Regions from separate parts of the Homo sapiens genome. Here region 1 is linked to region 2. Evidence: chromatin loops called from intact Hi-C (ENCODE). Cell type or tissue: PC-9. All regions are shown on one strand. Links, peaks and the distances in the headings refer to the core of each region. The heading gives the core; the rest is flanking DNA. Region 1 has its middle 30 kb from the start of UCHL1. Region 2 has its middle 63 kb from the start of LIMCH1.

Region 1 (5,385 bases), core at 66-5,065, 190 kb after region 2:
CCCTTAGGAATTTACCCTAGTGAAATTAAAACTGATCCACATAAATACATGCATATGAATGTTCAGAGCAGTATTATTCACGATAGCTCAAAACTGGAAACAACCCAGATGTCCATGAACTGATGAATGGGTAAATAGGATATGGTATTTTTATGCAACGGAATACTATTCAGCAGCAAAAAAGAAAGAACTAAGACACATGCTACAGCACAAATGAACTTGTGCTAAGTGAAAGAAGCCAAATACAAAAGATTCTATTTGTATAATTCCATTTATATGAAATGTCCAGAAAAGGCATATTTACAGAGATAGAAAGCAGATCAGTGGTTGTCTGGGGCTGGCAGTGGGATCAGGGATTAACTGTAAACAGACATGAGAGAACTTTTAGGGATGATGGAAATGTTCTAAAACCGGATTTGCAGTAATGGTTTAACAACTCTATTCATAAAAATAATAAATTATATACTTACAACAGTTAAATTTTTATGGTATGTAGATTATACCGTAATAAAGCTGATAGCAGCAGGAAACAAATTCCTAGGCAGACAGGGACAGGACCCCGGTGAAACCCGACCTTCAAGTCAAAGACAGCATGAAGCTGGAAAACCAAACTGCCAGTTCTGGGTGGAGTCCACGACCACAGTGAGAACTTCCTTCATGCCTTTTAGCCAATCGAATGGTGCTTTTTCCAGGCCAAATCATGGACCAATTAGCACACACTCTCCTATTCTGAGCCCACAGAAAACCCCGGACTCAGCCCCACAGACCACTACCCACTTTCAGCCCCGTCTCACACAGAGGGCTGCTCGTTTCAGGGTCCCTCTCATTGTCAAGAGCTTTTCTTTCGCTCAATAAAATTTTATCTGCCTTGCTCACTCTCTGATGTCTGCATACCTCATTCCTCTTGGTCACGGGACAAGAACCTGGAACCTGCTGAATGGAGGGTGCGAAAAGAGCTGTAACATACATTCCTGCTCGCAGAGCTACCGGAGTGAAAAAACCACTTGACACCACACACCCCCATTCACTGAGCTGCGGGCAGCAGGACCGAACAAGCTGTGACACTTCCTGGGGGCTCAGACCTTGGGACTCCCCAACCAAAAGCTGTAACACCCCTTGGGGGCTCTGCAGTTGCTGGCATCTCCGAGTTTTTGGGTACCACCACATCTCCCTTGTCCAGACGCCGGCACCCAAGGCAGAAGCTGGTCACCGCACGCCTTAACCAGCCACAGGCTGGGCACAGAGCCACAGCAGGCGTGCGATCTGGGCCAGTAGCATGAGCAGAGCGCAGCCTGCTGAGCAGAGTGGGTGAGGTGAGCCCAGCAGGCCCATGTGAAGCCCCAGCAGAGGAACTGCTGACGGTGGAGATTTTTGTCTGGCAAAGTGGCACCAAAAGAATCCTGTGTCAAAGCGATTAAGAAAATGGGGGAGATATATAATCAGAGGGAAAGATTAGGAAGAAAATTAATGTACAATGCATGCTGATTTCAAAAGTTTGAGAAATCCAGAGTATATTGTAAGGCAAAAAAGAAGGAAATGCTATAAATATTTGAAGGCCCCTTTTGTGATTGGGTAAACAATATCAGAAGACAGTCTGGGGGCAAATTCATGAAATAAGTCAATTGCACAAATAATAGTAAACTTATGGCCTCTATACTGGCACCACATGTCTTTACAAAAAGGGGCATGGGTCCATAGCATCCCACGGAAGCAAATATAGGCACATGAAGTAGAAAAACTAAGCCTGGTCTCTGAGCCAACTGTTGTTCTTTATTTCAAAGATGATTTTATGGGCTTTAAATTTTAAAATAATAATTATCATAAAGCTCTCAAATGTGGCTTTCGTGTTTCCAAAAGGAACAAAAAAGAGAGCCTTCCAGAGTGAACTGACTCTGTTGGTGGCATTTCTGGTGGCTGATGCCTGCAAAGGGCGGTGGGGGGTGGGAGAACACAGAAAAAAATAGTCCCAGAGGGAAGTAGGCAATGGGTCATACCTGAGGGCCTGGGATTCTTTCCTGCACACAAAATGTGAAGTATTTCAGTCCCATGCATGCTGAAGAACATTTTTTCATTGTTTTCATACAGATTAGATTTATGTGACCTTCTGCAGCAATGAGTAAAACATGCGGATCAGATTTCAATAAATAGTTAAGGTTACACATTACTTTTCCTGTTTAGGTTTCACCAGCACAGTGCCTCATGATGAAAAGCATAAGCAGAGGTTATAAATGAGGTAAACATAGGCTGTGGGCTGAACCAGAGAACCCAGATGACCTTCAACATCCTCAGGGAGGATCTAGAATCAGGGAGTGTGGTCAGTTTTTGGAATTTCAGTGTATGCTTTTCACCCTCATATTCAGAGAGATAGAGAGGGCAAGGAACTGAGAAGAATCAATATGACTTCTTCCCAGTCCAACCATGAGGGTCAGTGGTAGGGACAGAGAATGGGTGGTTGACAGAGGGCAACAAGGGGGATGCCCAGTGTTTTAGTGAACACATTGCATTGCCTTATTAAATTATGTGTGAGACCAGGTACAGTGACTCAAACCTGCAGTCCCAGCACTTTGGGAAGCCAAGGTGGGAAGATTGCTTGAGGCCAGAAGTTCGAGAACAGCCTGGACAATACAGGGAGACCCTGTCTCTTAAAAAAAAATAAATAAAATTAAATTATGTGTGAGTTTTCTGTTGCTGCATAACAAATTACCACAAACTTAGAGGCTTAAATCAACACTCCTTCATTAGAGCATAATTCTGCAGGTTAGAAGTCTAGCACAGAGTGACTGGGTTCTCTTCTTAGAAACTTAAAAGTTGAAATTAAGGAGTTGGCTGGGCTATGTCCCTTTCTAAAGCTCTGGGGGAAGAATCAGTTTCCAGGCTTATATGGGACAGTTGGTCAAGTTCAAGTCCTTGCGGTTGTAGAACTTACATCCTCATTTCCTTGCTGATGGTCAGTTGCAGACCAGTCTTAGCCCCTCAAGGCTGCCAGTCGTTCCCTTGCCAGAAAGAGCCCAGTCCTTTTTAAGGACTGGGTCAGGCCAACTGAGTATAATCTCTCTATCTTAATGTCCATTTATTTGGAGCCTTAATTACACCTGCAAAATCCCTTCAGTGCAGCATCTAGATTAGTGTCGGATTAAATACCTGGGAGAAGGTGTCTGTGCACCAGGGGCTGGGAATCTTGGGGACCATTTTAGAATTCTGCCAAGCACAGATTAGTTATTAAAGATTCTCCAGTCTAGCTAAGTGGTCCTTAGGGGTGGTAGTGCCAACCCCTAAGGGCTGTTTTGGAAATGTGTGGGCAAATATTTTGTTGTTGTAATCATAGTAGGGTAGGTCCCACTGGCATTTAGTGTTCAGGGCCCGAGTCACCAGAAGGCAGTCTCATACAATGAGGAATTTGTGCTGCGTCTTACACAGCTTTTGAATGTCCCCATGGGGACTCTTGTAGATGAAAAATCTGTGTATAATTTTCTGATCCTATATATAAAATATTTTTCACAGAGTTTTTGCACTGAAGTTTTCATAAGTGCAATTATGGGGTAAATCAAGGGCAGAATGTAATATAATTGTGTTTGGAATTTTGCCAAGATGGTTCACCATTTTGGAAACTTCCCATGGCCAATAATGAGCTGCTGTGACCCCTGATTACATCAGCTGTGTGTCTGTTCCTCTCTCAGGGATCTCATGTTTACATACAAGCCTCTCCCTACTTTATGCATCTTATGGAGTAATAACTGAGCGTTTACAGGTTGAAAAAAATACATATTTTGTGTCTTTAAATTGATTTGTAAACATTATATGTGTAGGTAGGTTATATTAGCTATGAATTTTATTTTAGGAGAGTAAAGGGGGCATTACAAATTTCTTAAAAGAAGCAGCTGTGGGGCTGGCAGACTTGAGAGTCAAAGGTCAACTAACAGCGTGCACTTGCTGAAGCTGGAACTGGCCAAGAGGTGAACGGTGGGCCCTGCTGCTCAGGAGTCAGGCAAGGTGAGGACGGGAAGGCATAAAAGCAGCTTAGGAATAAAGCACCAGGCAATCTGACTACACAGAACTTTGGGATAATCTACGGCAGCTGAGCAGTCCTTTGAGCTCAGCCGAAGGAACATCAAAGTCCTTTTGCTCAAGCCAATCAAACAACCCAGGTAGAGCATTTGGGGCCTGGGCAAATGATTATGTGGCTGCCCTTTCTCTGGAGGAGTGAAGGATTTCTGATGAGGATGGTGAGCCCCTGACGTAGATCCCAAAGTCACCCCTAATCACCAACCCCCAAGCATGTATTTTTTGAAGCAACTGTTGTACGACTCCCATGTACCTAAAATTGTTTTGTGTTATTTAATATAAAATATATCCAATCATATGTAAGTTAGCATGAGGTGAATTTGTGCTACTAGGTTGTTTTGAGGGTGAACTTCTGCTATGGGCTGAATTATATCCCCTTGAAATTCATCAACTGAAGCCCTAAGCCCCAGTGTGATGGTATTTGGAGATGGGGCCTTTGGGGTGATTAAGTTTAGATGACATCATGAGGGTGGGGCCATCGTGGTGGCATTAGCGCCTTTATGGGAAGAGACACCAAAGGACTTTCTCTCTCTTTCTGTCCACTGCAGGCACCAAAGAAAGAGCATGTGAGGGTATATTGAGAAGGTTGCTGTCTGTAGTGTAAGGAGAGGGCCCTAACCAGATACTGACCCTGCTGTCACCTTGGACTGTATTTCATAACAAAAAATGTAATACTGTTATAAAAAGAATAATTACATTAAATTATAATATTGTATATTAGTATCATAGAGTATAACAGCAGTTACAAACGATGAGAGTAATGGCCATGGAGACACATGGAAACTTATGAAAGGAGAACAATATTCTTCATATAGCTTATATTAATTATGTAAAAACTGTAGGCAGCAAAACAAACATTCAAAGCTACAGGAGAGGAGGCCGGGCATGGTGGCTCATGCCTGTAATCCCAGCACTTTGGGAGGCCGAGGCAGGTGGATCACTTGAGGTCAGGAGTTCGAGACCAGCCTGACCAACATAGTGAAACTCCATCTCTACTAAAAATACAAAATTAGCCAGGCATGGTGGCGGGTGCCTGTAATCCCAGCTACCTGGGAGGCTGAGGCAGGAAAATCACTTGAATCCAAGAGGCAGAGGTTGCAATGAGCCACGATCTTGTCATTGCACTCTAGCCTGGGCAACAAGAATGAAACTCTGTCTCAAAAAAAAAAAAAAAACAAAAAAAAAGATACAGGAGAGGCAGGGAGTATCTCTGGCTCAGTACTTGGCTTTAGTCTAATAATTCTCAAACTTTTTGGGTCTCAGGAAACCCTTTATCTCTTCAAGATTATTGAGGACCTCAATATGTTATGTCTATTGATATAT
Region 2 (5,385 bases), core at 84-5,083:
ATATTTTTAAATGAACACTTAAATCCTGGACAAAGGAACATATATACTGTTTGGTTTTAGGAGGAAAACCCATCATCTTCTAAGAGTTTGTTATTTGAATGGCTCTCAGTGGCACCTGGGGCTGGGACTGACCGCAGTGCCCCTCACCCCTATCCTCTATCAATGGTCCTTTTGTTTGAATCACATAGTTGTGTAGCAACGCCTAGTCAGGATTGGCAAAAACCAAAAGTCAAGACAACTGTGTTCTAGCCACAGTTTTGCTAATAACCAAGGGCTTTCAGCAAATTGCTTCATTTTCTAAGATTACTCTGCACGAAACTACAGGCTCTTCTGAACCCTCTTCTACTCTAGCTTGTCACCTCAAAATAATGATGATGATAATAACAGCATCTTTTATTGAATCTTCATCAACTCGTTTACTCCTCAGCACCCGGTGTGGTAGTCAGAGCTACCACAGCTGCTTACACAGGTTGTCATGGTGGGGGGAACACCCAGCCTGAGCTCTCTTTGCTAAACCACGCAAACTCCTCTGAAGGAAGAGTCCTGTTTTCCTAATTCACATAAAGCTACTGTCTGTACCCAAGCCCATAGAGTCCACCCTGGGGAGCTGCCTTTTCTAATTTACACAAAAGTGCTCAGTGGGCTATCAGGAGCCTGGATATAAGCATTATTATTATCCCTGGTCTCCAGATGAAGAAACAAAAGTACAGACCATTAAGTAATTTGCCCAATTTCCTATAGCTAGCAGGTGGCAGACCCAGGATTCTAAGCTGGGCAGTCTGGCTCCTGACCTGCCCTCCTAGCCAGTGTGCCATGTTGTCTAAATATGTTGCTGATTTCCCCCTATTATCAGTTGAGTTGCAAAGAAAGATCAGACTTCCACTGCCTATGACACCTTCTGCTCTCTTCAATGCGCCTTTTCCTCAAAATGTGTAATAAGAAAATAAACCCCCAAATCCAGAAAAACATCAACACATCTGTGCATTTATTGTCAATTCACTCAACACCAAAGGGGTGAAATAATAACAATCTTTGTCAGGTCCCTGGATTTTTATCTTTGTTTTTAAAAAATCATCACAAGTACCCAAAGAATCCAGCTTGAAATAATCCTATATACAACTCAGTCCCCTATGGAATGAAAATACATATCCATTAAGGGAGGGTGGAGGGGAACAGAAGGAAGGAAGACAAGATGCCTCATTTAATACCATCAGGCATTTTTGGAACAAAATATTTCCCTACTTATCTTCCTTTGGTTCCTTAGACTTATAAATAATGTATTATGGCAGGAAATCTGTTCTTTTGGCTGGTTTGTGATACAGACAGCAGGTGGTAACCCAGCCCACTAAAATGCCATTCATCACTGAGCATTGCTGATGCAGAGTGTGGTGTTGCCCCGCCAGAGGCAGCAGCAGCCATCTTGGCCTGCACAGGAGTGAACCTTGCTCAGGCTCTGTATTTGGCTCTCCTTACCTCCACCTCCACGAACAACGCCCACAGCAATGAAGAACAAGTGCTGTCTCCAGGGTATTACCAAGAACTCTAAGGAAACAATGCAAAACTGGACTATCCTCTTGAAATTACAGGAAAAAAAGCAAGGTTATTCTTTATGAAACTAATAGGTGAGAATCATGTTTAACCAACCAACCAACAAACAATGGGACCTTGTGGCCACACATCAGCTTAAACACCATTAACCAAAAGACTGGGGAAATGAAGAAAGGAATAAAGATATAAAAGGCAATTGTGAGGGCCAGGTGTGAGAGCTCATGTCTGGAATCCCAGCACTTTGAAAGGCTGAGGCAGGAGGATCACTTGAGCCCAGGAGTTCAAGGTTACAGTGAGCTATAATCATGCCACTGCCCTCCAGCCTGGGCGACAGAGCAAGACCTTGTCTCTAAAAATAAATAAATAAGAGGCAATTGTGTTATTGTTAAAACACTCACTGTGTTCTAAAAGGTCCTTGATTGTATTTTTAAAAATCTTTTTAATGTCTTTTTTTGTATTATTTTACTTTAAGTTCTGGGATACATGTGCTGAATGTGCAGGTTTGTTACATAGGTATACACGTGCCATGGTGGTTTGCTGCACCTATCAACCAGTCATCTAGTTTTTAAGCTCCGCATGCACTAGGTATTTGTCCTAATGCTCTCCCTCCCCTTGCCCCCCACCCTCCAACAGGCCCCAGGGTGTGATGTTCCCCTCCCTGTGTCCATGTGTCCTCACTGTTCAACTCCCACATTCTTTATAATCAAGTCATCCTGAGAAATGACCTAGGACTAAGGGTGTTCTAAAATGTTTGTTTAACAACCAGTTCTCATGGGAATAGGGAGATTCCTAATGTACAGCATTTGCCAGCTTCTGTGGTTTCAACATTCCCACCTTAGCTGAATTCATGCTCAACCTGATATCACTGAATGCAAAGTGGGGAAGAAACAGACACAATCCCTTCTCCCCAGTCATATGAACTGGCTCCAGACCCCTACTGCAAACTCACAGTCTGTATGACATACATTATAGGACTAAGAGTTAATCCAATTGCAGTGCTCCAACTGTATTATAATTTCTGAATATTCATGAAATTGGAGAATTTTATCAAATAATGATTGAAAACAAAGCATGTAACTATATAAACATTCAGATACTTCTAAACTTGCATATACTCTTATTTATAAACAGTCAACATCTTATAGAAAGACACAAGTACTTGAATAATGTAAACTAGCGTCCTTTCAGATGGCTGTTTCTGATTTCCTGGATACAGGTAGGCAATAGAAAACAAAAGCAAAGGTCTCCACTAAACTCCTGAAAATTGTCTCTTGGTGCCTGGTTTATTTCATTTAGCACAATGTCCTCTAGGTTCGCTCATATTGTCCAAATGACAGAATTTCCTGGCTTTTTTTTTTAAGGCTGAATAATACTCCTTTGTGTATATATACCACATTTTAATCTGTTGTGAACACTCTGTTGTTTCCATATCTTGGCTATGGTGAATAGTGCTGCAGTCAACACGGGAACACAGACATCTCTTCGACACACTGATTTCAATTCCTTTGGGTATATGCCCATTGGTGGGATGCTGGAGCATATGATAATTTTATTTTTTAGTTGTTTGAGGAACCTCCCTATTGTTTTCCAAAATGGCTATACTAATTTACAATACCACCAACAGTGTATGAGGGTTCCCGTTCTCCAGATCCTCACCAATGTTTGTTATCTATTGTCTTTTTGATAATAGCCAATCTAACAGGTGTGAGGTGATATCTCATTGTGGTTTTATTTTGCATTTTTCTAGTGATTAGAGGTGTTGAGCATATTTTCATATATCTGTTGGCCATTTGTGTGTCTTCTTTTGAGAATAGTCTATCCAGGTCCTTTGCCCATTTTTATTTTTATTTTGAGACACAGAGTCTCACTCTGTCGCCCAGGCTGGACAGCAGTGGTGCGATCTTGGCTCACTGCAACCTCCACCTCCTGGGTTCAAGCGATTCTGCTGCCTCAGCCTACTGAGTAGCTGGGACTACAGGTGCCTGCCACCACACCCAGCTAATTTTTGTATTTTTAGTAGAGACAGGGTTTCACCACATTGGCCAGGCTGGTCTTGAACTCCTGCCCTTGTGATCCACCTGCCTCAGCCTCCCAAAGTGCTGGGATTACAGGCGTGAGCCACCGCGCCTGACCACCCATTTTTGTTTTTATTTTTATTTTGAGATGCAGAGTCTCACTCTGTTGCCCAGGCTGGAGTGCAGTGGTGCAACCTTGACTTACTGCAATCTCCCCTTCATGCGTTCAAGCAATTATCATGTCTCAACCTCCCGAGTAGCTGGGATTACAGGGGCGCACCACCGTGCCTTGTTAATTTTTTTATTTTTAGTAGAGACAGGGTTGTTCCATGTTGGCCAGGCTGGTCTCAAAATCCTGACCTCAGGTGATGCCCCTGCCTCAGCCTCCCAAAGTGCTGAGATTACAGGCGTAAACCACTGTGCCTGCCATTTGCCCATTTTTAAAATAAGGTTATGTGTTTTCTTGTTAATTAGTCATTACAGTTCCTTCTATATTTTGGACATTGGCCCCTTATCTGATGTATGATTTGCAAATATTTTCTCCCAATCTGTAGGCTGTCTTTTTATACTGTTAACTGTTTCCTTCGCTGTGCAGAAGCTTTTAAGTTTGATGCAATCTCATTTGTCTATTTTTGCTTTTGCTGCCTGTGCTTTGGGGTCATATCCAAGAAATCACTGCCCAGACCAATGTCATGGAGTTTTCCCCTATGTTTTCTTTTAGTAGTTTTGTACTTTCAGGTTTTGCATTTAAGTCTTTAATCCATTTTCAGTTGATTCTTGTATCAGGGTGAGATAAAGGCCCTGAACTAGACTCTTGATTACACTGCAAGGGAGGTGATCAGTAGAACCAGCAAAACAGACCAGTTGCTATTTTACTACTGATTGACACAGGGATCTGTTGTTTGTAAAAGAGAGAAAAGACTAATGCATTTTCCAACCATCAACAGCTCTGTTCTTTCTCTGTTTTGTTAAATTGCTGCCTGCTGCCTGGGTCTCTTCAGCCTCATCCATTATGCAACACGTTGGTAGTGATGGGACCAGGATGTACCATTGCACAAAATGACAAACCTGAGCAAAGTCAAAGAAACAGAACTAACATCTCAAAGAACATGCAGTAAACAGCACACACCTTTCCTCTTCTCACTCTCGGTATTGGCAGGTCCTTAAAAGATTCACACTCACATCAACATTTACCAAGTTGTCATTTTATGGCACTGGGAGGAGTTAAAATGCAGAGGCAATATCTGTTCTTCACCTCTTGTCTTGAATGGAATTACATTATTATTTCGTGGAGATTGGCCTTCGCATTTATTCTCTGGCCTACCGAGGAGAAAAAAAAAAAAAGGCTTACAGCAGCATTTCCCAAAGTGTTTTCTGCAGAATCCTAGCTCCATGGGATGTTAAGAGATGTGATGTGGAAAGAAGGGTCCATGGTCAAGTAAGCTTGGGGAATCCTGCGTTTTAAAAAAAGTTTTGTTTTGTTTTTTAACTTTGAACTTCTCAGTGCCAACAATATGCTAATGAGATTCTCCAGAGGGGGATAAAATACTGTTTCCCAATCTGTCTAACCAAGACTACCTTGCAGGAAAATTATCCAATGGGTGGGGTCAGTGTTCTGTGGAACTTGCCTTAGGAAACTGGGTTTCTGGGAGGCCAAGGTGGGCGATCGCTTTAGCCCAGGAGTTTGAGACCAGCCTGGGCAACATGGCAACACCCATCTCTACAAAAAATACAAAAATTAGCCAGGTGTGGTGGCATGCACCTATAGTCCCAGCTACTTGGGAGACTGAGATGGGAGGATCACTTGGGCCCAAGAGGCAAA

Evidence for each region. Peaks named below come from ENCODE experiments on the same cell type or tissue, not always from the same donor. Only the 100,000 strongest peaks of a DNase experiment are listed, where the experiment ranks them.
Region 1: it touches region 2 in a loop (9-fold over the local background); 2 of 110 quality-filtered maps call a loop at or near these places.

The regions. Positions count from the first base shown.
Region 1 is chr4:41,283,963-41,289,347 of GRCh38, reverse strand. No RefSeq gene overlaps it. Among named protein-coding and RNA genes, the nearest start is that of UCHL1, 30 kb to the right of the region's middle. RefSeq lists an enhancer at 692-1,192. In PC-9, for the core only: no CTCF peak of the experiment used is centred there; a DNase peak (open chromatin) is centred at 2,057; H3K27ac peaks cover 3,023 bases.
Region 2 is chr4:41,472,503-41,477,887 of GRCh38, reverse strand. It overlaps a transcript of LIMCH1 not described here. Among named protein-coding and RNA genes, the nearest start is that of LIMCH1, 63 kb to the left of the region's middle. In PC-9, for the core only: no CTCF peak of the experiment used is centred there; a DNase peak (open chromatin) is centred at 2,287; H3K27ac peaks cover 3,408 bases.